Regions from separate parts of the Mus musculus genome. Here all the other regions are linked to region 3. The links are chromatin loops, found by intact Hi-C in ENCODE. Cell type or tissue: left cerebral cortex. All regions are shown on one strand.

What was found. Peaks named below come from ENCODE experiments on the same cell type or tissue, not always from the same donor. Only the 100,000 strongest peaks of a DNase experiment are listed, where the experiment ranks them.
Region 1: it touches region 3 in a loop (4-fold over the local background); 3 of 42 quality-filtered maps call a loop at or near these places.
Region 2: it touches region 3 in a loop (8-fold over the local background); 6 of 42 quality-filtered maps call a loop at or near these places.
Region 4: a loop joins it to region 3, with 5 times the contacts of the local background. A loop is called at or near these places in 7 of 42 quality-filtered maps.

Annotation. Positions count from the first base shown.
Region 1 is chr12:44,447,697-44,455,696 of GRCm38, reverse strand. All of the region lies in intron 2 of Nrcam (neuronal cell adhesion molecule), which reads right to left. Among named protein-coding and RNA genes, the nearest start is that of Nrcam, 120 kb to the right of the region's middle. In left cerebral cortex, a CTCF peak has its summit at 3,761; DNase peaks (open chromatin) are centred at 3,770 and 4,597; H3K27ac peaks cover 329 bases.
Region 2 is chr12:44,376,600-44,384,599 of GRCm38, reverse strand. All of the region lies in intron 1 of Nrcam (neuronal cell adhesion molecule), which reads right to left. Among named protein-coding and RNA genes, the nearest start is that of Nrcam, 52 kb to the right of the region's middle. In left cerebral cortex, no CTCF peak of the experiment used is centred here; DNase peaks (open chromatin) are centred at 3,604, 4,226 and 5,650; H3K27ac peaks cover 5,756 bases.
Region 3 is chr12:44,326,907-44,334,906 of GRCm38, reverse strand. Nrcam (neuronal cell adhesion molecule) reads right to left here and starts at 6,022. Exons shown (of 31, transcript NM_176930.4): 1 at 5,811-6,022. In left cerebral cortex, CTCF peaks have their summits at 2,445 (motif pointing left), 4,338, 4,892 and 7,269 (motif pointing left); DNase peaks (open chromatin) are centred at 5,847, 6,359, 7,008, 7,208 and 3 more places; H3K4me3 peaks cover 3,877 bases; H3K27ac peaks cover 3,321 bases.
Region 4 is chr12:44,544,971-44,552,970 of GRCm38, reverse strand. Nrcam (neuronal cell adhesion molecule) reads right to left here. Exons shown (of 31, transcript NM_176930.4): 9 at 7,536-7,592; 10 at 5,628-5,739; 11 at 2,913-3,097; 12 at 1,535-1,666. Among named protein-coding and RNA genes, the nearest start is that of Nrcam, 220 kb to the right of the region's middle. In left cerebral cortex, a CTCF peak has its summit at 4,733 (motif pointing right); a DNase peak (open chromatin) is centred at 4,765.

The DNA.
Region 1 (8,000 bases), 120 kb before region 3:
GATGAAATTTTATGTCTTAAATTTAAAGAAATTCTTTACCTCACACGTAAAGGTATTTTGACTTTCTTTGCATTTAATGGATTATTATCTTATCAGGGCAAAACCTTAGTATTCTGAAAGTCAGTGTTTCTTGGAATAAAACACAGTTTGAAAGTAATAAACATTTTCTTCCCTTAATATATGATAACTATATAGAAAAAGAAAAAGAACTTCTAATGTTATGTTGGAGAGAGTCTATAAAAAATTTGAAGCTCTGTCTTCAGTTAACAGCTCAATAGATACACTTGAGAAACATGTATATTGCAATGCCTATACATCTAATATTAAATAAATAAATAAATAAATAAACCATAAATCAGACACTCCTACTAGAAATTTCAATTCACTTGCTGATTGGGGCCACAGATGGAAATATCAGAAGCCTCTACAAAACACAGTATTAGAGAATATTGTGATCTTTCAGACAAAGGTATATTTCATTCTACAAGATGACTTTCCCCTGGAAGACCACTGACTAGAACCTTAAAGATAAATGAGAAAAGCATTCTGCTTGGAAGGGCATTAGTCACAAAGTAAGTAGCAAGGGCAAAGTGTGGAGAGTCTACCAACAGAGCAGTGAAACCCCAGGAATAACGAAGAGGATGGCGAGGTGGTACCTCAGACACCTTCAGGCTGTACCTAAAAACTGCGGAGTTAAGCAATGAAAGATGTGTAGATGAAAGTAAGGGTTTTGTTGTTGTTGTTGTTGTTTTCGTTGTTTTGTTGTGGTGATGTTTTTGTTTTGTTTTGTCTTTTTGAGATGTGCTACTCAACAGCCAATGGGATGATACTCTGGGGGGGGACTCTGTCCATATAACAAGTTACACATCAATTCAGAGCAGGCCTATAATCCCAGTATTTGGGAGGTTGAGGTAGGAGTTGTCAGAAAGTTGCAAAACCAAGACAGAATTAGAGGCAGTCAAGAGAAAAGGGTAAACTAAGTCAAAAGCTTCAGGAAGGCTTCATAAGTACCTATTCTGTGGTTGCCAGCAAGAAGGATACAGCCTTGAGTGGGAGCTCCCTATGGCACTTACACATCCAGGCACTTACACTTTTAACACAGCTAGGGTTTAAAGCCTCTGAGGTTCCCCATGCTACCTCTGTGGACTAGGGTTGAGTCTTCATGGTTCCTATCACAAAGTCTTCCATAGCTTTCCTGACAAGAGGCCTTTGCTCACAATATTTCACAAAGGTGTGAAAATGTGGCACTATGGTCTAGGGGAGGAAATAGCTTTGAATAGAGATTTTAGGCGTGATAAGAAAGGAATAAGGGGGGCAGGGAGGAGGTATGGGATGTGGAACAGTCGGAGGGTGGACCAAGAAAGGAATAAAATCTGGAGTAAGAAAGAGAGAGAGAGACAGAGAGAGACAGAGAGAAGGAAGGAAGGGAAAAAGAACAGTATAAGGTAGTTTTGATACCATGTCAATTGTTGTTTAAATATAATTTAGGCAAGGCAAGATGCTCTAGTAAGAGTACATATCCAATCTTGCATAGGTGGTTCTAAGGTAGTAGAGGGAAATGCTTTCATCCTACTATTTGTGTATTACCAGCAAGCCTCATCTCAAGCCTCTTACAGCAATTTCAAACTCCAAGCAAGGACCATAAAAATAGTCATAGTAATTGTGCAACCATGCCAATAAGTATGCCAAACATTCCTAGGAAGTGAATTTTTGTTCCATTCATCACTCTTGTGGTGACAACTGCACCCATGGCTTGCATCACTTGGAAACACATTTAGGTCAGCAGAATAGGGCAATTCATCATCGCTGTGGACCGTTTTACCAATAACCACGTAACAACCTAATTTGCTTTTCCAAAATGCAATCAACTTATCGTATTAAATAAAACTAATCCTAAGTCAAAAGGTCAAGAAAAATTTGATGTATCTTAGAGGGGACCTTCAGAAAAAATGAATGACATCGGTGAAAACCAAAGGCAAAGGCCACTGTGCACATAATAAAACAGTTACAGTAGTAAAAGGGAGTCAATTTAGCAAAATTGCAATAATTTAGAAAAAGTAAATACTTGCCATAACCGCTTTGCCCTAAAGTGAATTGTTATTGATAGATGTTTTTTCTGCATTTTTAAATTTTTTAATGAGATTTTATAGTATTCAATGTAACTAAAATCTATTATTGTATACACTATGAGACAAGAATTATCTGCAAGTGTGGACACTCCTGATCTCATTTGTTCATGCTTTGTGGTTTAATTATGAAGGCACTATAAAGCATTTAGAGGTTGAGTTCTGTAAGTTGTCATCCTTACATTTTAACCCCTCATACCGATTTTATTTTTTAGCTGAGACAATGATTTTTGTTTATAATCTTCAAAATAATACAGCTGAGAAATGCTTTTCAGAACATCAACTTTGAAATTTTTCACGTGTGACATTTTATTCATGGGAATATACCCATATTAAGTATATAGGTAGCATAAGATTATCTTGCTCTTCTTGAAGAATCTTTTAGCTCTATTTATTTTATGTGTGAGCATTTTACCTGAATGCATATGCACCAGTTATGTGGCTTGTGCCTGTGGCAGTCAGAAGAGGGGAACCGATCCCTGGGGACTAGACTTATATGTGGTTGTGAACCGCAATGTTGCTACTGGGAATCCAATCCATGTTGTCTGCAAGGGCAAAAAAATGGTCCTAACCACTGAGACATCTCTTCAGCCCCCATTTTGCTCTTTTATGTATAAAAATGATAGTAACTTACAATTTTAAAAATGTCTTTGGCTTTGCCAAAAGTTTAGTGCATAATCTTGGGCTAATCCTTAAATGTATCTTTTCAGTTTTCCTGCTTTAGACAGTTCAGATTGAAGTTGAGGTTGATTTGTACATATTAACTGGGGAGAAAAATATAGACATTCCTGTTAAACTTGACATTTCTCGTATGCCTTTCCAGTGTTTGTCTGCCATACAATAGCCAATTTTGGCATGGCACAAAGCCAAACTAATTTTGAAGCTTAATTCTCTCCATTTCAGCATCTGTGAAAAACACATTTCAAACAACAGATAGCCGGGGATGGTGGCGTATGCCTTTAATCCCAGCACCTGGGAGGCAGAGGCAGGCGGATTTCTGAATTCGAGGTCAGCCTGGTCTATAAAGTGAGTTCCAGGACAGGCAGGGATACACAGAGAAACCCTGTCTCGAAAACAAACAAACAAACAAACAAAAACCCGAAAACAAACAAACAAACAAACAAACAAAACCCAACAACAACAGATAGTATCATCTAAAATAAGTTTTCCCAAATGATATCACAATGATATGTCTCCTGGAGAGGCCCTCTTCGACAAGAGCATAGCTTAGCTGGGGTTCTGAAGAAACTGGGTGCTAACTTCTAGCCTCGAGTTTACCATCAAATTCATTGTACTGTTGCAAGTTTAGTGAATTTATTGGGATTTAGAGCTAGCTCCATGACTTTTGAAAGGTAAGAGTTGACCAGAGGTAGTGGTGCACACTTACATTGCTATTCAGGAGGCTAAAGAAATGGGATCAGGATTTGAAGCCCTCCCTGGGCAACTTAGTGAGACTCTATTTCAACATAAAAATAAAAGGAGTCTAGGGAGACATCTGGGAGCTATGTCAGTAGCTAAAGTGATTACTACACAAGCAAGGGAAACTGGAGTGAATTCCTTGACCCAATGCAAAGGCAAGGATCTACTCTACAAAAGGCAAGAGAGTTCACCTGCAGTTCTAGCCTCAGAAAGCAGAGGGAACCCCAGAGCAAGTTGAAAGTGACACTATCCAGATTAGAAAGCTCTAGGTTTGATTCAAAGATCCAACCTCAAAAACAGTAAGGTGCAGAGTCATTGACAAAGATTCTTAACTGTATGACATTTCCCCAATCAGGAATTTGTCATAATATGCAGCTCTGTTTCGCCTAAAAAGGCAGAACATACTGAATATAATTAAACCTTACATTAAACTCAGTCCTCGTTGATGATGTGTCTATGTCTACAATCAACAGAATCTGATTTCATTTTTAAAACTTGGTATATGCAGAACAGCAAAGCAACAAAGATTTAAGCACTCATGAATGTTAATAGAAACAAAGTAACTTTATTTTGCTTAGGGGAGAAAAAAGCCTAAAGGAAACTAGTTTAATGTCAACGAATATATCCTAAATATTTTTTAAAGCATAGTAGTGAGGAATGATTTTTCAAGTTCACTAAATACACACACACACACACACACACAGAGGGGGGGGAAGGGCGAGGGAGAGAGAGAGAGAGAGAGAGAGAGAGAGAGAGAGAGAGAGGAGAGAGAGAGAGAGAGAGAGAGAGAGAGAGAGAGAGAGATTGATTCATGTCTCTGTCTGAGGAAACGGAGCCCACAAAAGGTAGCTGTGGAGATAATACAGTTCAGCAGATGGAAAGAGACCTGGAATCCCACCCTTCTAATAAGCATCTTCAGATGGGTCTGGTGTAATGGATCATGTCCATGCTGGAAAGATATCTTTAGGACAATGACTCAACAGTGTATATGGTACTTTGTGAGTCTGCCAATTTTTCTTCCTAGAAGGAAGTAAAATTCAGGACGCTTCTCATCTAAAGAAGGAAAAATACGAACCACGTGAGTGTGGAAGCTAGGAAGCTAGAAGCAGGCTGCGGGTAAAATTCCTGGGGAGATATGTAAGCAACAGCTACCCCTCCTTCTAAGGACACAAGACAAAATGAGGCACAATTAGCCAAAGATCACTCTGGAGAACCAACGAGATCATTGGGCTTAATTACAGAGTATAAGAGGTTACTTAGAGTATGAGTGCCCCCCACCAACAAAACAAACAAAGCCACACCAGAACCTCTTTGCCCAGCAGGGATGATGGTTTTTCAAGGCCCCATAGATGGAGCCCTCCTCCTCTATTCATCCTCAGCCTGTTCACTCTAGCTCTTCCCTGAGGCTATGCATAATTATGGCGTTCCATATTGGTGTGCAACTACGAGTACAAAGTGGCTCCCATATTCAAGCGAAAATCCTGTGACCCTTTGAGTCCTTCATCCGCAGACGTTAAACTTCAACAAGCTCAGACACAGCAGAACTCTGAAAGATAACAGCTGCTTGGCTCAGAGGATGATAGTTCAGGATAGCCTAGGCGGTTGACATGGTAGAGTGCATTTGATGGGAAGATAGGAGAGTAGAGGTGGCAAGAAAATAGAAAAGAGTGGTACTGGAGACAGAAGAGCCTAAGAAGAGCCTGGGATGGACAGGCTAGGGAAATGGGACAGGGGAAACCCTTACCAAAATGAAGTAGGCATGAAGCTGCTGCTTGGGAAATAATCTTGCAATCCAACTTAAAAAAATAAATAAGAAGAGATAGTAGAACATTTGTGATATGAAATATGAAGGAGAGAATGCTAAGAGTTCCTTGAATGGGAACAGCGGTGGAAAGAAGGGGAGGAAGAAGAGGGCTAACCAAAACTCATGATATATGGAGAACCTTTTGAAGTTTCACTAGTTTGTAAGGTTTTGCAGTATACCCCTTTTATTAAAAATAGATTCTTTTCTCATACACTATATCCTGATTACAGTTTCCCCTCCCTCTACTCCTTCCAGTTCCTCCCCCATCCCTTTCCATCCAGACCCACTCCCTCTCTGCCTCTCATTAGAAAAGAACCGGCTTCTAAAAGATAACAACCAAACATAACAAAATAAAATGTATTTCAAAGGAGTTTGAAAAAAAAAGTACCCCTACATCAGTGAATAATGATGCTCCCAGAAGATATGTTATTAAAATTAAAATCTCAGTGCCCAAAGCAGGTAAGTGAGGCCCTGGAAGCACCCAATACAATACAGACGTTTGTCCTTGTTTTTGGTTTCCTGCCACAGTAAGATGGTAAGATTCCATTCCTGAAGGTACCATATACTTTGTTTGCAGGACAGAGAAATCAATTTTAACTGACCCAGAAACTCTCCCTCTCCCTGCTGGCTGGCTTTCATTGTGCTCAGAGTTGCTATGCAGACTTGTGAGGGAGAAAAGACATCATTGGTCTTATCCAGCACTAGACCCTGTTGCAATCACTGTCATTACATGCTATGTGCCTACTGGTGTAATAGTGGCATGAGTGATTAAGGACATAATCAGCTGCTCTCTTGATTGTATTTGAGGCCTGCTCTATAGAGAGTCAATCCTTGACTGATATTATGAAGTCAAAACCTGTGGCTATGAAAGTCATAAACCCACGGGGAGATCCTATTGATGTTTTCTAAATGGTTATATTGTCAAATTGCCTTCTAAATATTGATGTTTATAAACACAGAGTTCCACTGGTCTCAACCTTGGTCAGAGATGCTTCTTATTGCAGTGGGCAATGATGAATGATGAGGTTAAGTGACTGAGTACTCAGGTGTAGTTAGAACATCTATATCAACCTTCCCAACCATGGTTCAGGGAACATCACAGAAGAGGGACAGAAGGAATGTGCGAGCCAAGGGATGGGAAAGTGTGCTATGACGTGATATGGCTATTGCACACATGAATTGACAGCAGCTGTGGCTATATGCATAAGGTCTGCACAAGTTCAAGCCAATTAAAATTCTAGTATGTGGAGGAGTTCCTAAGGCCACATCCCTGAGTTAATGGCTGCTGGGGACAGGGAGTCAATTTCCTTCACAAGTGTGGCCACTAGTATATAACCCATGGCTCAGTGGATGACCCATGTCCATGCATAGAAGGGCAGCACTAATTTGATTCAGTAGGTTAAAGGTTAATGAATTAATTTAAAATTTTTAAATTACATTTTTCAGCTCTGGGAATTTAAATAAGATATGATCGCAATGTTTAAGCAAATAACAGTCTTGGGAATAACGATAGATATTTATGTGCATGTGGACGTGAGTAGGTGTGGAGATGAGTGAGATGACCTCTGCTTATGAACTGGAGATGGGGCCTCATTCATGGGTGAGCAGGTGGACTTTACTGTGAATACAGGAACCCCCAATCCATGCTGGACATCCCACAGATAATACAATCTCCAGGTACCTATACCATCAACCCAGGCAGGAAATTCATCAAGGGAAATGAGGACATCCAACTCTATTCAGGTAGGTATATTTTGATACAAGGACTCTCATCAGTACCCAACACCTGATGACTAGACCAGGCTAGCTGGTCAGTAAGTGCCAGGGATCCTCCTATTTTCTATCTCCCCAGCACGGGAACCACAATACCCAGCTTCTTACATGGGTTCTTTGGGTTGACCTCAGAGCCTCATGCTTCATAGGCAAACACTTTACTGATTATGCTATCTAAATCGAGTCCAAGGCAAACAAAATGTGTTTTATAAAGTCACAGTTAAGTGGGAAGCTATTATTTAATAGGTAGCAATTTTGATCTCAGATAACGAAAACGTCCTGGAAATGTAGTGGATGCTCACATAACAGTGTGAAAATACCTAATGCTACTGACTGTACACTTAAAATGATTAAAAGAAATTTTGTGGTTATGCATAAAAGAAACCACAATAAAGGAAACCACAGCTACAAATTCTCAAGTTTGCAAGTTAATAAAAACAATGTGGTGGTTGCCGGAAAATATTCACTTTACACCACAAACGCCTCCGTTAATATTTTTAATGTCCTTTAAAAGTCAAGAAACCATTAGCTTATCCAGCACATCTCCTGAGCAACTACTGTGGCTTAGGCACGACATGAACTGAGGCTAGGTGAATGAAGAGAACAGAAGATCATCCAGTCACAGGTCATTTGCTAACTGACCCTCTCACACACCCTTCACTATGACATAGCTATTGTTTGTCCAGCTCGATATGGGGAGTCAATACAGTCGAGAAAGCAATAAAGACGGCTTTGAACAGACTCTTCCTGCATCAAGAAGCTTCTGACTTACTGCAGGAAACACACACCGGTCAAGTCGTCATAGCACTGGCAACGAAGAACCAGTACTGAAAGCTAAAACTGAAGAATGAATTGAAGAACTCTTGAGTAGGCTCCTG
Region 2 (8,000 bases), 50 kb before region 3:
GTAATCACCTGTGCAGTGGACCAAGAAGTCATGTTTGAGAAACATATTGGCGAAACAGAGCCAGGTTAGTTTCAGCCTTCCCTGAGGCAATTGTGGAAATTAGAAGAATCTGTCATTTTAAGTCATCTGGTATAGCCCTGCCAAAATGCAATTGTTTTCCTAAGATATCAACTGTGTTGTCTGATTTAGCTTTCAGTAAGCCTCATGGAATCTCTCATTACAGTGAAAAGCCCCATGGTCATCTTAAGTTCAGGTTTTCTCAGTTTTCTGTCTCCAGCTTCACTGTCTAGCTAGACAGTTCACAGAGAAACCCGGTTCATTCTTCAACGTTTAACTCGAAGCCTCCTGTCTTCCCCAGGCTGGCTCTCAGTGCTTTGAAAGGCCTGCTACACCAGCCTATAACAAAAGCATATGAGGGATAAGAATATAGCTCAGTAGGTAAAGTACTTACCTCTAGAGCATAAATTTAATCTCAAAAACTCACTTTAAAAGAAGCTGGTATGGTGACACATACATTTAGTCCCATGACTTGGGGGTTGCTGGCCAGCCAGCCTGACCTATTTGGAGAGTTCCTTGGCTCCATGAAAACAAATAAAAACCAACAGTAATGGATAGTGCCCAAGGTGTGGCATCTGAGGTTCTTCTCTGACCTGCACATGTGCCTGCATACACGTGCACACCACCCCTCCCCATAAACCTCCACACATAGAAGAGCACATAAGAGTGTGCATGCATGAATTTGATACCATCAGTGTTGCTCAGGCAAAGGAGTTCCTGACATACCTCTTTTTCTCTGTAGTGTTGAATTATTCAACTGTTTATACAACAACTCTTCCTGTACATGTACATACAAGCCATAGAACATGCTTGTACTGGAAATAAAACCTAGCAGCTTCTGCTAAAATGTGATAAAATACTACTTTGTGTTTGAGCATACTATAAGGTTCGGTTTTCTATAGTCATTCTCAGTTAATCCTAAAAATCCAGTGCCTTTCTCCACCCATTAAAAACAAACAAATATGCCTCCTCATTGCTTCATCACAGCCTCCAACCCCATCAGGGATCCCCTGCTGTCCCAAAGCCTCTCCTGCCTGGACAGCAAGTAGGCTGAAGGTAGATCCACACTTCATTTTCCTCTTCCAGATATAGTTCCCCTAATCTCATTCCCAGGCCTATAGCAGAAAACTTGCCACAGTTCCCCTTTCTTCTCTAGCCCCATCTTTTATCAATGGGTCACAATAAGTTTCTTCTCCAACCTTGCTTCCTCCAACTCATCCCAGTATCCCAGACTCCAACACCAACAGACATATCCTATGAACAGGCCAGCTGAGCAAGCCAGGGAAGCAGGCAAGCTAACTGAAGACCTTCACCATTCCCTTCTCTCTTCCAGACTCAAACCCCAGTCTCAACCCTATCTCTGTGACAGAACACGTGCTGCAGCCTTCCTTAGCCTTCTGCTCACACCTCCTGTGGATCCCACACACCTCCCCAGCTCTAATATTCTCATTTTCCATTTGTTGCTTTATCTCAGCCCCCAACTCCAGCAAGCATTCTCTGTTAATTCACAGACCACTACTGCTTGGGAAGCAGCATGCTTGTGTGTTTGTGAATCACCGGGTCTGTGCCTGGTGCCTGCAGACGCCAGAGAATAACAATCAATTCCCCTAGAACTGAAGTTACAAATGGTTGTGAGCCACTTTTTGTTCTTCTAGATCCAACCCCCAAGTCTCATCTCCACCCATTCCAAGGAGATGACATACATAAGCAGTTCCTGGTTAAGCCTTCTGCTCACCTCCCTTCTGTGAACCTCTATTCCCATTACTAAGTGTAAGCACCCAATACCCAGAAACACATTTTACCTGCAACCACCAGTAGCCACAACTGTCAGATATAAAGAAAATCCCCTACCAGGTAACACTCAGAAGGACTCATGCTCTTGAAAAATCCAGAAAGGAAACAAAAACCAAGGATCAAACATCTACCCAACAAAGACAAACCCATAAATCATCACCTAGACATATAATCATCCCAATCCAAGATACCTAGATACCAATGTCAAAACACAAGCAATATACCAAGGCAATGTGTCTCCACTAGAGGACAGCTATCCTACCACAGCAGTCCATGAATACTCCAAAATAGCAAAAGTACAAGAAAAAGACCTTAAAACCAATAGATAGGGGTACTCAAGAGGAAACGAATAAATTCTTTAAAGAAATGCATAAAAACTTAAACACTGGAAGGAAATGAATATAACTGTTCAAGGCCTGAAAATAAAAAAAAGAAGCAAACCCAAACTAATAGAATTATGGAAATAAAAAATTTACAAGTGTGAATAGGAAATACTGAGGCATGCTTCACTAAAAGAATATAACAGATGGAAATCAATATGGCAGTTCCTCGGAGTTGAAAATCGATCTACCTCAAGACCCAGCTACACCACTCTTGGGCAAATACCGAAAGGATGCTTCATCCTACCAGAAGGACTCCTGCTCAATTATGTTCGTTGCTGCTTAGTCACAGTAGCCAGAAACTAGAAACAACCTAAATGTCCCTCGAATGGAGAAAGGATGAAGAAACTGTGGTATATTTACACAATAGAGTAGTACTCCGCTGTTAAAATGACATCATGAAATTTGTAGGCAAATGAATGGAACGAGAATGGAGCCTGTCAGAAAGGGAGGGCATCTGATGGAGGGGGAAGGTGGGGAGGAACTGAGAGGTATAGAAGGAGGAGAAACTGTAATTAGGATATTTTGTATAAAAGAAAAGAATCTATTTTCAATAAAAGGAATAAAAATAATAAGAACTAAACCAACCAAACAACAACAATAACACACATTGGCCAGTGGATAAGAGTGCGTAGCTTTTGGAGGATTTGCATTGAATTTCCAGCATCTACATGGTAGCTCACAATCTCTTATGACTCCAGTTCCAGGGTATCCAATGACCTCTCTTGGGCTTCCATGTACTTCTGAATGCACATGGTGTACATAAACTCACACAAGCACACACACACAGAGAGAGAGAGAGAGAGAGAGAGAGAGAGAGAGAGAGAGAGAGAGAGAGAGAAATAGTATATATATTATTATATTTCCCTAGCTTCCTAGTGATACAGACAGAAAGTGACAAAGTCAAGACCAAAGATGTCTTGTGCTTATTCTTAGTGCACATCTCTTCCACTGACCCAACGTCTTCTATTGGTTGTGCAAATAAAAGAAGCACACAGACACCCATGAGTGCTTACTCCACTCTGAGGGCTACTGGATTCCAATGCATGTATTTGAGTGTCCTAACAACATTTTGACATAGGCATCTTCATCATCCTACCTGCCAGAAGACAACACTAAGGCACAGAACCTGAACTCCTGAGCCAAGGTTGCATGGCTAGTTAAGTGACAGAAAGAGCTCTGCCACCCAGAAGATTGTGGGAGAAGCTGTTGGATCTGTTGCTAGGAAAATGCCTAAGCGCGTTTTGGAACGTTCTCTGGCATTTCCAAAACAGTGAGACTTTTCTTCTCTTGTAAATCCTGAGAGTAGACATTGGCATTGGAGATGAGAAATGATGGTGATTCCAAGAAAAGAAGGAAATGCAGTTCTTCCCTTCCCCTCTCTGCTGTGGTGAGGGAACGTGTGGGTGACTTGGCAGCACAAAATGCTTGCAGCAAAACTACCATCTGCTGCCTTGAAGCTGGCTATGTATACTCTTGCTTATTTTAAAAATCAGTGGAGAGAATGCATTGGTTGGGTGAAGCAGACAGTATAGGCCCTTGACATGCATGGAGTAAGTTCCACAGCTCATGGTTTGGAAGGGGACACCTGAGAGGCTCGTAAAGCACCAGTTTGCATTGCACATACTCACTAGCTGCATTTGCACTCACCCTTCTGTGAGGTATTCCTTGTTCTGAGTATGTCTGAAGGTGAGATAAAAGAAAGAGGAGCCAGGGAGAAGTGGCCCAATCGTCAGTGAATCACCTCCTAAAAGCTTCCCAAACCAACCCTTCTTAGTTCTCACAATACCTCCATCATTATTACAAGAATGCCACATACTGATATATTAAAACATGGGCTCATATCTTTCTGCCAAAGCAAGTCAACAAATAAATGCACAGACAAAGACTATGTAAAGAGTGAACGTCTCTAACTGAAAAAGAAAACTCGAGGTTTTGAGCTTGAAAAAAGCTGTTGACTTTACATATATTTTTATGTGTGCATGTGTGAGTGGTCAGGTGGATACATACACATGCATATGTGGAGGCCAGAGGACAATCGCAGCCATTGTTCTCCACATTCTAGTCACCTGATTTTAAAGACAGGGTTCTTCCCCGATTAGGAACTTGACACGTTGGCTAGGCTAGCTGAATGGCCAACGAGCTGAAGGGTCCTTCTGCCTCTACTCCCCTGATACTGGGCTACAATATACACCATCATTCTCCTTTTTTTAACCCTTCAATATTTAAAGCTTATAGAGGTTTTTTTTTTTGAGAATTTTATACATGCATACCCTATGTACACCATTTCTACTTTTCCTTCTCCTTATACCCAACACCTCCCATATTCTTCCTACTCTTTTCTAAAATTGTTACACATAAATACATTATACATACTTCCCTACCCATCCCCCGCGTGTGTGTGTGTGTGTGTGTGTGTGTATGTGTGTGTGTGTGTGTGTGTGTGTGTGTGTGTGTGTGTGTGTGTGATCTCGAGTCCATTTAGCATTGCTCTCACGCACATGTGTTTAGGATTGACCACTTTAGATTGGCTAACTTGAAAGAGGACTGTGGCGGATCCGTTCTTCCTCTTTCAGGAACCATCCCCTTCCTGCTTCATGTATAAGGTAAGCCTTGTAAAACTTCCCCTATCCTATTTAGCACATAAACTGGTGTTATTATTCTGTAGGTCTTATTTTGGGTGCTAGATAACAGGAATGCCCGGCTTTTAAAATGTGATTTCTAGAAGTCAAATTCAGCTCTTCATGTTTGCAAAGAGAGCACTTTACCAACTGAGCTATCTTCCCATCCCCAAAGCTATTAACTTTAGATGTGAGTTATATACCTCCAACACAGAATGCTCAATAAAAATGTGTTGCAGCAGAAAGCCAGGGACATCTATAAATCTGTCTCTGTCTCAGTATGGGGCAGCGGGCAAACATTCTACACTTGAGTTATATCTGCAGCCTTCTCTTTACGTTTGGTTGTTCTTGAGACATGGTCTTCTGAACTTGCCAAAGCTAGTCTTGGAACTCACTTTCTAGTCCTGGTGGATCTTGAACTTTTTAATCTTCCTGTCCTGCCTTCCCTAGAAGCTGTGATTCTAGTCCTTCATCTCCAGATAGGGCTTAATCCTTTCCATGTTCTTGAATTAAGAGATATCCTTGGATATCACAAATTTAAGTCCTAGGAATTCAAAGGGAAAGGGAAGAGTATGTTGATCACAGGAAAGTCCTGCCCTAAATCAGGAAAATGAAGCAAGAGTCTGCCTGCCAGAATCACCATGAAAGGCAGACTCGGCACTTGGGTAGTGGAGGGTGCAGAGAGGGTGCTCCACGCCAGAATCAGGCAGCAAACACTGACAACTTCTCGGAGATGTTGGCAATGGAAGAAAGAGGGGAAACAGAATGGAAACTCCAGGGAGCAGCAGAGATGAAAAGTGATTTTAGGCCACAGGAGACGTGAACACATTTGTAGGCTGAGGAGACAGAGGCAACAAGGAAAAGCAGAGAGAAATGAAAGTCCAAGTTGGCAAACAGGGATAGGACCCAGTGTAGAGGGCTGGGAAAAAGGAACAGCACAGAGAATGAGGGACTCCGTGCCATACTGCCACACACACCATAAACACAGGAATCGCTTCAACATGCTACGTCTTGTGTGGGCTCTTTGTAAGTCTTCTCCCATGTTGGAGAGAAGGCTTTTCTGAGTGAGGCTTTCTGTGATGGGCCAATGTATAGACAACAGCTGATTTGCATACTGCCCAGTCTCCTTTCTGAGAAACAGCTGGAGTCAGTCAAAATGAAATGAAAGGCCATCACACTTTAACAGGAGTAGAAAGGGCCTTGCAACCTTGAACTTGAGCCTATTAGAATAAACAAAACAAATTTGCTTTGATGACTCTTAAAAAAACAATAAATAAAAGTGAGTGAACTAACTCCAACGTGAACAGGATTTGTTTGTTTTGCTTAGCGGCAATCATTTATGCAAATGACCAAGAAGCAATGAGTCCTGGGTATTGCCCAGTGCTTCCGAACTGGAATGCTAAGGCTTTGTGTTCCCTTCTTGTTTAGTTTAGCCGGGGGTTTCATCTTTACATGGGAAGACTTCTGCAACTGATTTCAAAAACCTTTTACCTCTAATTAATGTCATGAAATATGAAAAGTCCAGGTTTTTTAAAATAGAACTTTCCTTCTGCTACTGTATATAGTAATTTTTAATGTGTCAGTGTGCTTCCCAAGTCTTTTATTTTGCTTGTGTGAATATGCATTTGTGGATGCCTGAATTTTTTTCAATTTTTTTAAAAAACTGGACTTTGAATGTTCTTTGGATCTCCTTTTCTCTGCCACAACCGAATGAGTATTCATTCTCTGGATGGTTGTAGCAGTGTATGGTAATAATATCTTGCACTTCAGATTCAAAGGTCTGAGCATCTTAAGTTCATGGCTAGCCTGGGCTACACAGAAAACCCCCGTCTCAACAATCAAAAAATAAAACATAAGTGATATCCTTTATCCCATGATTTAACAACCTTTCACTTATTCAATTAACTCCCCCAACTCACTAAGCCTATAAAATCAGTTTCAGTGTCTGTTTAATAGTTTACAATATAAAAAAATCATATCCACTTAATCAGGGCCCTAACACTGAACATTAATATGATCCCGATTGGCTGATTTTTAACTGCATTTCCTAAAGATATACTATTTTACTAGTACTGACTAAGAAACAGCCAGTAAAATTGTTAGACACTTGATAATATGGAGGACAATTCAGCTATAAAGTTCATTGTCTTCACTGTGATTAGGGGACTATTGAACTATCAGGATTTCAGACCTGCTTCCAGTACCCAGCTCCATGATAGCCCTGCCCACACCATTTGTTCTGTATCAGTCACTGAACTAGACGTCTGCCCACACCCAAACAGCTACAAGTGGTATGTGTCAGCAGCTTGTGATCTTGAGACCCCTTGGGGAAATTTCTCAGTGGGTTGGACTTAGCAATGTCCCAGAAGGCTTTAAAGCCATGGGTGGGATGCTAATTGTGACTATGGTCACAGTGCACAGGTGACTACATTAGGTTGAAAACTGTCAAATTGTCCATTTAAATATGTAAAGTTGGTTGTATATTAATTATGCTTCAATAAAAAAGTTGAAGAAATTCTGATTTGGAAGCAGAGAAATTCTGATTCCACCTGTCCCATGTGGGCTTCCAGGTAGTTTTAATGGGACGCTGAGACCCATTGATCTACTATGCAGGATTTCCAAATGTGAACTGATAGATTGATGGACTCGATATAAAATTGACAATTAAATATTTTAAAATAAGTGATTTTTTTTTTACTGTTTTTAAGGATATCAACTATCCTTTTTAAAACGCTGTTAAGAAAAGCAACTTAGAGGATTGATTTAGATAATTATCTAATAGTTCATTATTCCAGTTTATCTTAGTCAGGGTTTCTATTCCTGCACAAACATCATGACCAAGAAGCAAGTTGGGGAGGAAAGGGTTTATTCGGCTTACACTGCTTGAATTCCAGTCCTGGCTTCCTTTGGTGATGAAGAAGCAGAAGCTGATGCAGAGGTCATGGAGGGATGTTATTTACTGGCTTGCTTTTCCTGACTTGTTCAGCTTGTTTTTTCATAGAATCCAAGACTACCAGCCCAGAGATGGTTCCACCCACAAGGGCCCTCCCCGCTTGATCACTAATTGAAAAAATACCTTACAGCTGGATCTCATGGAGCCATATCTTCACCTGAAACTCCTTTCTCTGTGATAACTCCAGCCTGTGTC
Region 3 (8,000 bases):
CCTTTTTGGGAACTGCATACAATGTGATGCAAACATACATGCTGGCAAAATATGCATACATAAAAATAAATCATTAAAAAGGGGCAGAGGAAGGGAGTTGGGAAGGATGAAGAGGACCCAGAGGAAGAGAAGAAGGAAAGATCGAGAAAATAATGTCAGTCAAAGGCAGAAGCATACAGATGAATGGTAGTTCTGCGGATTGGAGGTGAGGACAGGGATGGGGACATGAATGAAGAATGGAGCCACAGAGTACAAAGTTTGTTAGGTTGAAACAATAAATTCTGGATAGCTAATGAATAGGATAGTGACTATGGTCAATACTAGTGAGTATGATTGAAGTTTGCTATGGCAGCAGATCTTAAACTCCTTTCTGCAAAATGAGAGAGAAAATGTTAATGTAGAATGTGATGAATATTTGATGATCATCTATTAATATATACCTACATCAAAACATCAAGTTGCATGCCTTTAAATACACATAAATTTTATTTGTCAATTATCCCGTAATAGATCTGTGGACAGGATGACTTTTTCCTTTGATACCAACAGAGGAGGGTTTTTTGTTTTTGTTATTTATTTATTTATTTATTTATTTATTTATTGTTTGTTTGTTTGTTTGTTTGTTTGGTAAGGGGGAGCCAGAGGATCTTTTCATTAGTGTGAGTTCAATAAAAATAAGCCACTGGATTCTTGCTCTTAGCACCCAGGTCTCTTCATTTTTCTCATCAACCTGGAAGGTTTGCTTACCTGCCAAGAAGGTTAAGGGCTTCTTCAGGTGAAAAGCAGTACAAACTTTAAAATAGAAAGAACACCTAAGTGCTTATTAAAAGATTTAGTTTCGCCGGGCAGTGGCAGCGCATGCCTTTAATCCCAGCACTTGGCAGGCAGAGGCAGACGGATTTCTGAGTGCAAACTCAGCCTGGTCTACAAAGTGAGTTCCAGGACAGCCAGGGCTACACAGAGAAGCCCTGTTTTGAAAACAAAAAACAAAAAACAAAAAACAAAAACAAACAAAAAACCCAAAAAACAAAAAACAAAAGATTTAACTTCATTATGTTTAATTATGTGTGTGTATCTCTGTGTGGTATATACAGCATGTGAATGCTGGTGTCTGTGGAGGCTAAAGACTGTGCCTTCCCTGGAGCCGAAGCTACATGCAATTGTGAATGCCCTGATATTGGTGCTGGGAACCATACTCAGGTCCTGTGAAAGAGCAGTGCATGCTCTAAACCATCTCTCCAACTCACATTTGGCAAATTTCAGTCATTTGTGAATCACTTTTAATAATCGAGCATCTCAAAGGTGACCTAAACACTCCTGAGATACACACACACACACACACACACACACACAAAGCTTCCTAGTGCAGGCAAGCACACCAGAGCTGCCTTGTTTGTCCTGTTTGCCCTGGGTTGTCATCCTTCTCAGACAGAAACTGTTCTTTAGGCTGAGGCTTCAGTGGCAGCTGATGTCGCCTTCATGTTGGAACTTAATGCTGTCATGGTGAGGGTTAATATACAGGCATTCTACTGGCCTGCCTTCAGGGACCTAGCAATTGCTTAGGACACGACCTGCCTTGGCTAGATGCTACAGGTGTGTGCTGCATATAAAAGGACCTGCTGCCACTCAGCAGCTCTCTCTCCATCCCTCCCTCCCCCCCTCTTTCTCTGTGTGTGTGTGTATATACATACGCGCACGTGTGTATGTGTTCCCCAAATTTCTCTATCTGTTCTCTGCCCTCATGTCTCTGCTCTTTTTGTCTGTCTGTCTACATGTCCACTTGCCTGCATCTACCCCTTTCCAAGGCCCTCACTCCTCCCCACTCCCCCAATAAACCCCTTTCACACCAGGTCTGTTGTATGGCATAATTTCTCAGGGGCACACGTGGCATGCATAATTTATAACAGTGAGAGTGACATTTAGAGGTTACCTTTCAGGAGAATGATAACAGGAAGAGGTCACAAGGGGGCTTTTACTGAAGATGTTACACTGTATTCCAGGATGACAAGCCAGATATTTAAGTTATGTAAAAGTACATCTGTGGACACTGATGGTAGAAATGTTATGCTCATCACCATCACTCCAGTGCTGAGAACAAGAGGCCACTCACTCAGTAAATATTTATGATGAATTAATGAATGAACGAACAAACTAATCTCTTTAGAGAGAATCTTCTGTGGAATTCCATTAAATCGTATCTTTGTAGGAATATATATATGCATATATATGTGTATACATATATATATGACAGATCCTATTCTATCCATCACATGAGGAGACTGATACTTAAATAAAAGTGTTAATTGAAGAGATCCCTACGGAGCTGGAGAGATGGCTCAGCAGTTAAGAGTACTGAGTGCTCTTCTAAAGGTCCTGAGTTCAATTCCTAGAAACACCATAGTGACTCAAAGCTATCTGTAATGGGGTCTGATGCCCTCTTCTGGGGTGTCTGAAGACAGCTACAGCATACTCATATACATAAAATAAACAAATAAGTCTTTTAGAAGAGGAGGAGGAGGTCCCTACAATAGTGGTCCACACCCCTGCTCTGCACATTCTCAAGACACTCTGACACAAGGTTGTGAAGCACTCACACCTGGCCACTGTCACCACACGGGCTCGCAAGAAGCATGTGATTCATTCACTGTCAATGCTGTAACAACACCACTGTGGTATAGAGGTGTGTGCACTCAGGCCATGGCCACACCCCTACCCTGCAATACATGACCAGGCCAGTCCTCTGGCACCTGCTGCACTGCTTTTGAAAGTCAAACTGTTAAGTGCAAAGTTGTCCAAGGTCTATTATAACACTATATTCACACTAAGGTGGAACATTTAGCTACTTCCCCAAGTCAGGGTTATAAAAGCAAAGTGGATGCATTTTTCAGTGGATCGGTCAATTATGATCATCCTAATAGCTCTGCCAAAGATGGTCAATGTTGCTTTTCTTCTAATTCTTATTTTCTATAGTAATGTGGAATGGCTTGGTAAAAGTATCACACATTGCCACATACTTAGGCTGCTGAAAGCCTTCTTAGATTTCTCTGCTAAGACTCTCTAAACTCGGTGTAGAATTTGGGTAATAACTCTCCCGTAGTCCAAACAGTCTACAAAAGCTGCTCAGGGTTGGAAGCTTTTAGTTAAATATAAATGTTTGCCTTGGGGCTGGGGAGATGAGTGAGCAAGTGGATGCTCCTTCAGTGCAAGCCGATGCGGCGATCCCTACACATCCTGCCAAAAACTTAATGCAGTGCCCAAATCCCAGTACCTTTGCAGTGAGCTGGGAGACTGAGGATCGGTCTGCACAAAACAGTGCTTCAAAATATTGTGGAGAGAACCACTTCCTGAAAATTCATCCTCTGAGATGTGTATATGGGCCAGAGTATAAACACACACACACACACACACACACAAACACACACACACACACACACACACACACACTTTGCCTTGTTTTAAGAAATGTTTCTTTAAAATTACACTGAAAGCTGGATATGATAATGCACATCTTTAGTCCTCGAATTTGGGAGGCAAACCTATCCTAGTCTATGTAGCAAGTTCCAAACCAGCAAGGGGTATCTGATGTAAGTCTCTCTCAAAAACAAACAAACAAACAAACAAATAACAATAACAATGACAAATGAAGTGCTAGCAATATCCCCGTGTAATTGCCGGGACCTCTGGTCACTGAGAACAAGTTAGTGACAGCAATGGACCAGATTGTGAATACACACACACACACACACACACACACACACACACACACACATCAGTGGAGATATAAAAGCCCATAAAAGAATTATTGGAGTAAAAAGTTATTCCATAATACTGTCATCTGAACCTCAGCATTGCCTGTTACCAAAAAAAGTCTGCACACCTCCGAATTAAATAGCTTTGTATTTGTATTCAATGGAATAATATTTTGGCGTTGAATACTCAGGATTTGGGCTTCCTCTAAATTCATGAGAAGTCTCAAGAAGACCACACTTTCAAAGTCTTTGATGGGAAAGCTCCGCTGCTCCCTAGCTACGTATGTGGTCTTGTGAAAGTTACTTGACCTGTCTAAGCTACTCTCTTAATTTTGAAATGGAGTTGTTATAAGAATTGACATGAGATGTTGTGTGTGCATAGTTCCTGCACACCTGGAGTTTCCCAATAAGTTGACTACCATATCATTAATGTAGAAAGAGTTCGCCTGTCTCCATTGTTTTAGCACTTCTGAAAGGCCTCACAGCAGGGAATGGGTGGTTAGCATAGGCCGTTTCAGAAGCAGCCCAATTCAAGCAGGTTTTGTATTCAGGGGTCACTGTGTTCCTCCCCACAACAACCCCAGGGGGAGCTCCTGGTGCGTGCGGAAACAAGGCTGCCTACCCCATTATACTCTGCTCCACGGCTTCCTGCTAGAGCTTCAGCAAGGAAGGACCCTGTGCTTCAAAACCACACTTCTTTTTAATCAACCATCCAAGAACAGAGAAGGAGAAGAACATTTCCCTCTCTGGACTTTTTCCCTCTCAGTTTACCATGGTGCTGGAGCTATGGGTGAAGATGGTGAGGTAGGAGAGGGACTCTTGCTCATGGCGACTCTTCTCTGTGCTTGCAGACGCACAGGGACCTCCAGCCAGCATCAGGGATGTGAAGAGGTAGCCCGGAGCAAAGGGAAAGAAATGACCTGCCTACCAGCCCGGTGGACTCAGGGAACTCGTGCTGCACCTGCTATCCAGAGAACACTTCTCAGAGAATGACTCCCTAGCTCTGCCTACTGTGAAATCCGGTCCCTGTTCTGTGCCGTGGCAGATGTGAACCGAGAGTAGCCGGATCCACACACCCCGGGAACCAGAGAGCCGCAGCGCCCACCCGCGCTGCCTGGAGGGCCCGGGGCGGTGCCGGGCACAGATGGCGCTCGCAGCTAGATGATGCTCTAACGCGGGCAGTCACTCCAGGCTCACCACAGTACTCCCGGGCGAAGCTGTAGTCAGATCCCACCCTGAGAGCCTGCTCAGGGCAGAGGCTCTTCCCAGTCTGTCCCAAACCCGGTACACCAGCCCTGAGAAGCCCCTGTCCACAGAGGCTGTGTGTGGTGGGGGAACTGTCACGGCCCTCACCTGGAAGCCAACAAAGCAAGTGTCCCCAGCGCACCATCCCTGGTGTCTATCCTGTTCCCCTCTGATTCCCTGAGTCCTCGCCAGGGCTGAGAAAGCCGAGGTGGGCAGTCAGCATCGCCGATTCCCCTCCCCCGCCCCCCGCCCGCTCACGGCGATTCGCCCAGGTGTGAGCACATCTGAACAAAGCCCACGCCCAGATGTGTCCGTGGGGACACGAACGCGCGCACGCTGCAGCGCGACCAGCGGGACTCAGTCGCGCTTCGCCGCCGGGCGACCCTGTCTTGTGACACTGCATCCACTGCGTCCCAGCCCAGAAAGCTGTGTAATGCCGGTCTGTCCACAGGCAGACCTCTAGTCAGGGCTTCCAGAGAGGCTGAAGTTAACCCGGGACCCAAGGAGCTGGTGGGCTCTCGCCCGTGGTACCCGAGCTGCGGGGGTCGAAGCCGCGTCCTCCCAGGGCGTGCGTCTCCTTTTTCCAACCAGCGCCCCGACTATGTCAAGGGCTTGCAAGAGAAAACGAAGTCGCCGACCTCTTTCTCCCAAGCTGCAAGTGCTGCCAGACTCCCACAAGAGCTCGGGTTGAGCCGGGGCGCCAGTGTCTGAGTGACAACGCGGCAGCCTCGGGCTCCTTGTTCTGCTCCAGCCGCGTCCACCCACCAGGACAGAATGTCACTAATGCAACCGCCAGACACACCCAGGGCTACTCACGTTTTCGTGCCGCGCCCACCTCCCTGCCGGGGCGCTACTGCCTAAGACCCCGGAGCCCAGCTGTCGTGCGTGTTTCCGAAGCTTCCGAAGCTGTCGCCTCCAGCTGCCCCAGTCTCCGTTTCTGCACGGTCCCTCGCGCCCGCGCGTCTCAGGCTCGGACTCCGGCGCGCGTCCGCCAGCGACCCAGGCGAAGCGCGCGTCCTCGCCGCTCCCGCCCTCCGCTCCCGGCGATACCCAGCGTCGCGCTCAGGCCCCTCCCGACTCTCTTAGCGTCCCCGCGTCCCCCTCCCCCGCACTCACCGGGCGTCGCCCGCCCCCTCCCCTCCGGCCTAACCCCCTCCCACCCACCCACAGCTTAGGCTGCAGCGAATGGGCTCCGGCCTTGAGCGCCTTGAGGACTGGGTGGCCTCTCACCTGAGAGGTCGCGCTACTCCGGACCTCTGCCACCACGCACCGGGTGAGGTGGTGGCTGTAGGGCCAGGAACTCAGGACTTGAGTGTTCAGGGGAATGGGTGACTGGGATGTGTCTACAGAAGATGTTCCAGAAAACCAGTGTTTTAAATGCCACTCTCCTTGGTTTAGATTTCCGTGTGAGTGTGATGGATGGATCCGGATCACACATTCCCTCCCGCCCTCCTCTCACCTCCAATCCTTCCGCCTCTCTTCTATTCCTCTAAAGTATTTCGTGCTTTTGCAAACTCTACTTGGCATGGGTTGGGTACTGGTTTATAGTTTTACAACTGTCATTTTCAAATACACTTGAGGAAGGGTCCCTTTAGCGTGTAAGCGGATGCTACTTTCAGTAGGGATTGGGTTTCTGGAGTAGTTGACATAAGCTTTTCAGATTGCAGAGTATTATACAAGTTTTGTGTTTGTTTGTTTGTTTGTTTTTTCAATGCAAAAGTGTGTAGAATTTTTTAAAAGAATATGTAGAATTTGAGTAAACCCACTGCATACTACACAATTCAGATTCTTCAGGACCCTCACCCCTTCCAGCATGATGGTGTCCAAGGCACATAGCCTCTTACCTGGGCCTACTTCCTTCTGCAGGCCCGGGTACAGTCAGCCTGGTATTACCCAGCTGGACCATTTACTTTTGGAAGCTCTCTTCAGCCTCTACCTTCAGCCTCCAGAATAGGTGTTAGATTGGCACTCATGAATAAAAACAGATCTGGCCCGGGCCATGCTTCAGAGTCTTGATAGCTCCTCTGCCCTGCTGTGACTTTACTTTGAACTTAAGCTTCAACCCACATTCACTCATGTGCACAGTGTCTCTTCTTTCTCCTACTGCCCAAACATACAGGATCCCCTTCATAAAAGAAAGTACTTCAAAGCTTCAAAGAGTACTACGATTCACACTTGATCCCGAAACCCATAGTCTTAACCACTGTGCCATGCTGTGTCAAGGACAGAGCACAGAATGTCTCTTCCCGTGAGGAGCACCTCCGTAGAGAGCCATGGAGCCCTCCAGTGGTACCTGGGGTGAACAGGCTTTAGACGTTCCTCTGTTTTTCAGTCCTATCTCCCCCTCCCCTCTCTCTTTTTCTCCCTTTGCCTGATTTTCTCAACCAAGTTTCTTAATCCATATCCATACTGCAGGCCTCTCAGGGAGACTACCCGACAACTTGACCTCAAATTTTCTGAAACCAAGCATGTGCCTAGCTACGCTAGTAATGATCAGTCTACCCACCAGCATGTGCCCCACTCTCTCCACCTGCTCTAACCCTGTGGAATCAGAAGTTTAGACTACGTAAACACAGAAACTTGGTTTTAGCTGTCTTTTTTTTTTTTTTTAATTATAAATTGTAACTTTTTTTTTTTTTTAACCACCACCACCCTCCTAGCGGAACTCAAGTGAAAGGTTGGTAAACTCCAGATCAGAAAGATAAAAGCACTTAAAAAAAAAAAAAAGTATGTTAGCTGGGCCTGGTGGCCCATGCCTTTAATCCCAGCACTTGGGAGGCAAAGGCAGGCGGATTTCTGAGTTCGAGGCCAGCCTGGTCTACAAAGTGAGTTCCAGGACAGCCAGCGCTACACAGAGAAACCCTGTCTCAAAAAAAAACAAAAACAAAAACAACAACAACAAAAAAGTATGTTAACATCATTAAGTAATCTTCTACAAGAATGGTATCTACCTGTGTCATCATTATCTTCAGATTAGGTAGAGATATATTGATAATAGTAATTTTC
Region 4 (8,000 bases), 220 kb before region 3:
ATGTGATCAAGGGCTAATATTTGTGGCGTTTCCTGCTCTGATCATAATTAAAACTGGAGCATAAATATCAATACCAATTACTGGCCTCATTAGACTCAGTTTTCTTCCAAGGACATATTTCCTTTTGTGGTAAACACAAGCTGCTTCTGCCCAAGTATCTGATAACTGCTGTGCTGTGTGACACACGCAAACTCCCAGGGAATGCGGCAGAAAACACTCTGGGCATAGGCTGCACTCACTCAGACTAAACCTACACCCCCAGTGCCTGCTTATTAGAAACGCTGTGTCTTTCAAGAGAAAATTTCCTGGACATCTTCATCTCTGGGATGAATCTTCCACCCTAAAGGAAGACTAAGTTTGACAAAGAGCCTTTTGTTGTGCGAAAGTAGAAGCGAGAGTTGATTTTCAAGAGGGAACTACCAGGAGCGGAGTTACTCTTTAAGTACCAAAGTGAAAGGGTCTTTATTAGCAAAGCATCGATCAGGGTAATGATTAGGAGGTGAGCCTGAGGACAGGCTTGAAGCAGCAATCACCTTTGTTTACATCCCCCCACCCTGCCCTCCATCTAAAAGGAAGTCTGAATTCTAAGTAGTGGGAAATGTTCAAGGGCCTCCCATTGTGAGGAGGCTAAGAGGTAGAGGAGGAAGGCAGGGGTTGCTCTCTGTAAGTTCAGAAACAGTGTGGGGCGATTCTAACTCCTTTTTTTTTTCTTGCTTTGTTGTAAATCCCTTCTAATAGCTCCAATCCTCTAATAACGTTTTACAAAATGAGCCTTTACTATGACTTGGAGGACTCATGGGAACTCCCTGGCCACACACTTTAATGAGCCACTGTGGGCAGCATAGTGGCCGCCTGGGAAGATGGCTGATGAAAATGAGCTAGGAGTAGACCAGCACAACAGCAGTGGACAGTTACAAATGCAGCCAATGTCTTAATATTAAAGATCTTCGGAAGATGCCCTCACAAGACTCAAGGAGGGGAAAGTGGCAGAAGGTGTGGCACCCTGCATAAGGAGCAGGTCCTTCAGATATGCAGTGTGACACTGACCTCTGGAGAACATGCAGTGGGTGGGGCACAGGGGCTTTCCCCAAGACTGAAAACTAAGGTCAGACAGATGTTCCTTTCTTTTGCCATCTACTAACTCAGCCTGTCACCCTGTCAGGCTCTGTGGTCTATGACCTTTCCAAAGAAAGCTAATCTAAACTGTGGGAGATGTTTATGTCTCACCCTGTCATTCTCCCCACAGTCTTGGGGGGAAAAAAAGAGAGAAAGAGAAATATTATTAAGTTCTGATTAATACACAGAATTATCTTTTTATCAGAAGTTCTTTTTAAACTTTATTTTAGTACATGCTTTAAAAATCTATATGTAAGTATAAGACAATAAAAAGTTTAAAGGTGCTTTGGTGCCTCTGTTAACATTACAGTCAGCTTCTATACTAAAGGTAAATTATTTCACCACGCATTTGTTAATTGCTGAGAGACATGTGCACTTTGAAAGTACCCTTCAACTAGAGACAGCAAAGGACACTTACTTTCTATTGGGACTCCATTTGTTAACCAGCTAATTCTGGGTTTCGGGTTGCCATTAGCTCTGCAGATGAGGGTCCCATTCTCTCCCGGGGAAAGCACGAGGTTTTGAGGTGCCACGATCCAGTAGGGAGCCGCTTTATTGAAAGAAGAAAAACGAACTTAGAAAAACACCTGACTCAAAAAGTATTGTAGCCAAAGAATACATCAGACCATTGTAATACATGATATGGGTTTGGTTTTTTAAAGACTTGATAGCATTACTTTTTAGAATGAAAGAAAAAAACAAAACATAAGAATTGATTCAAATAATTCTGTAGACTTTATAAAAAGTAAGGAGAATCACATGAATTTGAACTATGTGATTATGATACAGAGAAACAATTTTAAAACTTTTCAATTTTGAAAAGTTGCAAAGATAGAGTACGGTGTTCTATACCCGTTGGCTCAGGTTCCTCTAATACCATGGTTTTATACAGCTGGATTGTGGTTATATATAAGAGAGAAAAATGACCGTTGCCCTGTTCAGGATACTACCCCAAATCCACTGGCTGAGTTTGTTAGCCAGGGAGTTTCTTGGTCTCTCCTTTCCATTCATGATTTTGACGCATTTGGAGAATACTAGACACATTTGATAGAACGCCCTCAGTGAGTCTGTCTGATGCTTTCTCACGATTAACTCAAGGTTCAAGGTTGTGAGGATATCACAGTGGTGATACATCTTTTCTTATCACACGACTCGAAGGAAAGCATGAGAGCACAGTGACGTATTAGCAATGTCTATCTGCGTCACTTGGTTAAGGTGGTGTCTGCCAGTGCTCCCACTGTAAAATTATCCTGCCCTGTAATCTGTGTTCTATTCTTTGGCAGCTGCTCACCAGGATAGCCAACTCCCCATGAGGACATAACTTCCATTCCCTCCAGGAAGGATTATTATTAGTGGACATACATTAAAAATGTCCCAGCCACCAGTTTTTTTTTTTTGTTGTTGTTGTTTTTTGTTTTTTTTTTATGCAGAGAAGAACACATTGAAGCTACGCAAATAGCCTGCTTCTCCTTGAAGTTGTTTCCACCCACCAACTTCAGAATTCCTCCCTGGATCTTGCCTGCAGTAGTTCTCTCTGTGGGACTATCACGGTGCTTTTCTGTTTCTGCCATCCCTTCTGTGTTTACTAACTGCAGTTCTGCGAGGAAGATTTGAATGAGTGGCTTTTTAATCTGGCCTGGATGCAATTACAATATAAATGAGCAAAGATTCATGACACAGTGAGTGTGGGTATAAATGTCAACTTCTCGTTACTGAAGAACACAATCAAAAGCACATTAAACGGAAGTTTCAGAGCCTCCGCATTTGAGGGGAATGCGTTTGAGATGAGGGTTTACCTTTAACAGTGACAGAAATGGTGTGATGGACGGCTCCTAATGCGTTTTTTGCTATGCACTGATAATTTCCAGAGTCGGCTTCGGAAACATGAGTGATCTGCAGGGTTTTCTTAAAGTTCCGATAAAATGTCCGGTTGGCGGGAAGCATTCCGTCTTCTTTGATCCAGTAAATAATTGGAGTAGGTCTAAGAGAATAAATAAGTAATGATCTTACAAAGGAAGAGGAGCTCACCTGTGACGGCTTTGCAGAGTGAATTTTCATGGACATTTATAATCTTATAATCGATTCCTTATGTATGGCAAACGTACAAACCGTTTAATTAACATCACATTTTTTATAAGTCATGCTCAGGCCCTGTACTTGAGATGATTCCATTTTCAAATAATTAGAACTGTCCTAATTTTTTGATCTCAGTGATGCTGCACCCTAGGCATGGATTGCTTTACTCAGGGGACCTAATCTTTTCTTCAAAGTTCTGCTCAGTGAGGATGCTCTACAGACTTGTACTATGCCAATCAAGCGAATTACTATTAAGCTAATCATATTGATTAATTTAATCAGCTAGCACTAAAAATATATAATGGATCAACTCCCATGCACATCAGTGCCTCTGGATTTTATATATATTTACAAGTCAACCTGATGAAACCTGCTATTTTATGACATTCCAATAATGTGAATTAAATGACTAATGATTAGAATTATTTTCTTCACTTTACTATCAGTGAAATTTTAAAATACCATTATGCTAGCTGATAGTAGAACAGATTAATGTTATTCTAGTTCTCACTCAATTTTACTATTTTAAATCAGGAAAATCCAAACAAAAGACTTAAGAATGAAAAGCCAGAATATTGCTTGGAGTTAGAGCTTTCTCAATGGCTCAGGTGGTCCCTTATATTCTTCTCTGACCTTGGTTCCCTGACTTCCTTGTGCCTTCGCATCTCCAGTCGTCTTAATGAGGATGGTTGGCTTGTATAACATCTTCAGAATTTATGTGAGATAAAATTTTTTAAATTGTTCAACATAAACGTGTGTGTGTGCACGCACACACATGCCTGTGTGCTCAGCCATGTGTGGCAGGAAGACATCAAGGAAGAAGGGCTGAGCCAGACCTCAGGACATCACGGTATTTGTTATCAGAGTTGCAGGAGGGGTTTAATGACCACTTGTAACATGTAGCTTTGTTTGGATGAACAAAATGACAGCATATAAATTTAAATTTGATGAAGTGGCTTTTAAAATTAGCACATGCTGTAAACATGCAAAGCTGCAGACGTGAGATCAATCTCAAAGTGTTAGTCACATGTGGAATCTGACACATATGACGTCCCCTTACACTTTGACCCACGTTTCAGATGCGGGGAGACAGGGGTGGGAGAGACACGTGATCTTATGCCTTACACTGAGCAAAACCAGCAGTTGTTATGCAAGGGTCCTACTCTACTGAACAATCTTAGAGTCTGATGAATGGTTTAATGCTGAGCCGAACGGTCCCTGGTTTGTAAAGAAAAAGTATAGTTCTGTGAGACATCAACGTTTTAAAAGTCCATTCTTTTCTATTTCCAAATTATAACCACCGTCTACAAAAAAAAATAATAATAATAATAAAATAAAAATAAAAATAAAAATAAATTTCATTGTTCCTAATCTGAAAACATGAAAAGTGCTAAAATATGAAATTTGTTAAATGTCATGTTGGTGTTTGACTATAAAAATGATAAAAAATAGAAAATAAATTCTGTTAGGAAAGATTGTCATTTTTAAGAATTTTGTTAAGTGTTTAAGCTGAACGACTGTCATGTCAAATGTGTAGTTTCTGATTGTGCCAGCAGAGGGCACCATATGCATTCAGAAGTATTTATTCCTGGCTTAAGGAAAGGTCATTGGATGTCCAGTTCACAGACAACACAAATCACAAAATGTCAAGGAAGTGTGTTCCTGGGATCCTAGTCAGGGCTGCAGTAACTGTGATCGTTTAAAGACGCTTGCTGTAGGCCAGGCAATCTAGAAACTTGCCTGACATGTGGACCCAAGTTCACAGTTGAGTTTTTCTATCTGCCCAAGGCCTTAGTGGAATGCCTGCCAAAGACACATGGGCTCTGAAGTATGCACAGATGAGCACCTTGGCTTTACACTCTGCCCACGGGAAGGAACAGAAGGGACAGGGCCTCAGTTGAGGCCCTGAGGTGAGCTGTGGGCTTTTGATGACAGACAGAAAGAGACGGCAAGAGTGCCAACATGTCAGGTGCTCCAGGTGGCAGACCTTGAGCAAGCGTAATGAACTCGCAGTCATCCCGCTTTCAAAAGGCTCCTCCCAGGAGCACTCAACAAATGATCAAGGGTAAGTAATTATTTTTTTTTAAGCCACCAAATTCTGAGGTTGTTCGTTAGAAAGCATCAAAATTCTACCCCCTTAGCAGAGTGATCAGTGATTGTAAGATGATTACAGAGACAGATAACATAATGCAATACAAACACTGTTACATCAAAATACTTTAGAGATAACATGCAATTGAAAATTTACCCAGGAAATGTTTGGGTTTTTTGTTTGTTTGTTTTGGGGGGGTTCTTTTGTTTATTTGCTTGTTTGTTTGTTAAATTTTGGTCAAATTGGAAGCATAAAGCCACGGCTGTTCCTCGGATAGTAGTAACACCTGTCAACTTTATATGTTGATAAGAAGCAAGCATCAGGACAAATCGCATTAACTCACAGGCCTTCCGCAATGCACTCCAGCGAAAGCACGTTTCCTCTTAATTCCTCTTTGTGGCTTTCATTGCCCTCTGGAGTTAGAAACGTTGGGGGCCTCTCTTTACTAGATTTAGCTGCAAACAAGGAAAGCAATATACATTAAAATTATGAACATGTTTTTCTGAGAACACAGCTCTGTCAAAAGCTGCCTAAAATTCTACTCTCATGACAAATCCATTAAATGCTTCTTCTGAAATTTGTTAAGTTATGCATATACACTCTCTCCTTACACTAGTTCAGTGTGCCAGGAAAAGAAGCAATTTTGATTGCATGGGCAAAGCAGTGTCAGGGACTCCTTTTGGTACCTGTCTTTAATTGGGTTTGCTTTTTATCAATTTCCTGTGGGCTGGTAAATCTCCAAAATGTCCTCACATTCCTGAAGACTGGTGCTCAAGTCAAAGCAAAAAGTGTGTCTTTTTGAAAGATGTTAGGGCTGTTATTTTGTTTGGTTGGTTTTTGTTTTTGTTTTTTTTTTTTTTCAGCAAATCATTATGGACAAAGTATTTTGATTTATTCTGGACATAGCATTATAGCCCTTGCCACTAACCTATATCTCAAAATTCCTACACTGCAAGGTTTATGAAAAATAAAACAAAACTGGAGAATTTCTAAAGAGTTCTGGGAAATTATATGCTCTGAATACAGATTTACAGTAGAGGAGCTGAAGGAGTGGCTTCATGGCAGAGTGTTGTTTAGTATTGGTCAGGCCCTGGGCTTCGTCCCTAGCTTTGGAAAAAAAGAAAAGAGTTAGCGGCAGAGCCGAACACATGGAAATCATTTTATCCAATGACAAAATAAAGAAGGTCTAAATCAGAGAGCTTAGAAATAGTTAAACAAGACACCTTCTGTTTTGTGGACTTTTAAAACATGTGACCTTATCTACTAAAGGCCTGGGGAAATTTTCAAGTGGAAATGTCATAAGACTTTTCACTGCTTCAACCACAAATGACGCACTTGATGCTTCTAAAACCCAATGAAAAGGCACTGGGTAAACTTCTCATTTCTCCAAAGAAAAATCTAACGACCCCAAAATAGTATTGCTGGAGAAAATATTGTTTTCCTAAGGATTTTAGAAGTTGTTAGGGGACCTTACTCCTGTAAAAATCACCTTGACAAGAGTCTTGAGGCCCATATTTGGAAGAACTATATTCAATAAATAAAGATGAGATTATATCTGCCATATTCTGCAATGTTCATACCTCAAAGGTAAAAACTAATGTAGCAGAAACTCCATCTATGGGGAATAAAGAGCCATATTGTTTAGTGACAGATTTTATGCTTGACAGCCTTAAGGAAATCCAATTTGTTTCAGTTTAATACAATGAAGTTGACTGATCTATTTTGAAAAGTTTCCTCCCGCAGAAAACGGTGATTAGGTTTCTAACAAAGCTAAAAGCAACACAACACGGTTGCTAATTCTGCTGAATAATGACATGAAAAACTTAAGGAAGGTTAGAGGATTACTACGGAATGTACTCTATGTTAGTTACTGAAGGTTCTAATGATGCTCTAGGGGTTAATACGACCAATCAGTTTATATTGTAGGCCATGCAAAAAGTTTATAGACAGCACAAAGTATGAAAAATATAATTATAATCACATATGACAGATTTTTTTCTAAAGCATATGAAATGGCTTACACGAAACTTTATAGCAAGTTTAACTATACATACACCATGGAAAATGTTTCAGGGACATGCTTGAAGGTTTACAGCTCAGTTTCTTAAGAAACACACATTGATACAGTGATGTTAAACATGGAACTAGAAATTTCCCAAAGAAACAAGGTTAAGTGGCCATGGAGGTGAAGTTAGTGAACTAAAGTCTACAATGAAGGAGGAGAATATCGGTTACAACCACTGTAACTCACCACCATAAAACTCAGTGTCACTCAAATTAGCAGCTATAGTGTCATTCAATTCATCCACTGAAATAAACAGAATATCATGAAGAGGGCACAGAAGTAGGCGACAAGGGTCAAAAACCATTGGGCAGCAGAAACAAAGGCATACAGCTAGGCTTAGTGCCATTCCTTCCAGGAAAGTATAATCTTGACTTCATGCTGACTCTCTCAGAATCCACTCTACCTCCCCCAACTGCAACTTGATCTACAGGATAAATGCCAAGAAATGGCACTTTGGGGCATAATGCATATAGCAATACTCAGAACACCATAGAGTCAGGAGGTTGCCAGGGAAACAGAAATGGCAATCAGTGGAAAATGTAAAAGACAATATTTAGGGTATGCATGCTTTTTCTAGCATATAAGCTAATGATTCAGTGAGCCTTTGCAGGAATGTTCTTGGTCATTGACCTGATTTACCTCAGAGTCAAA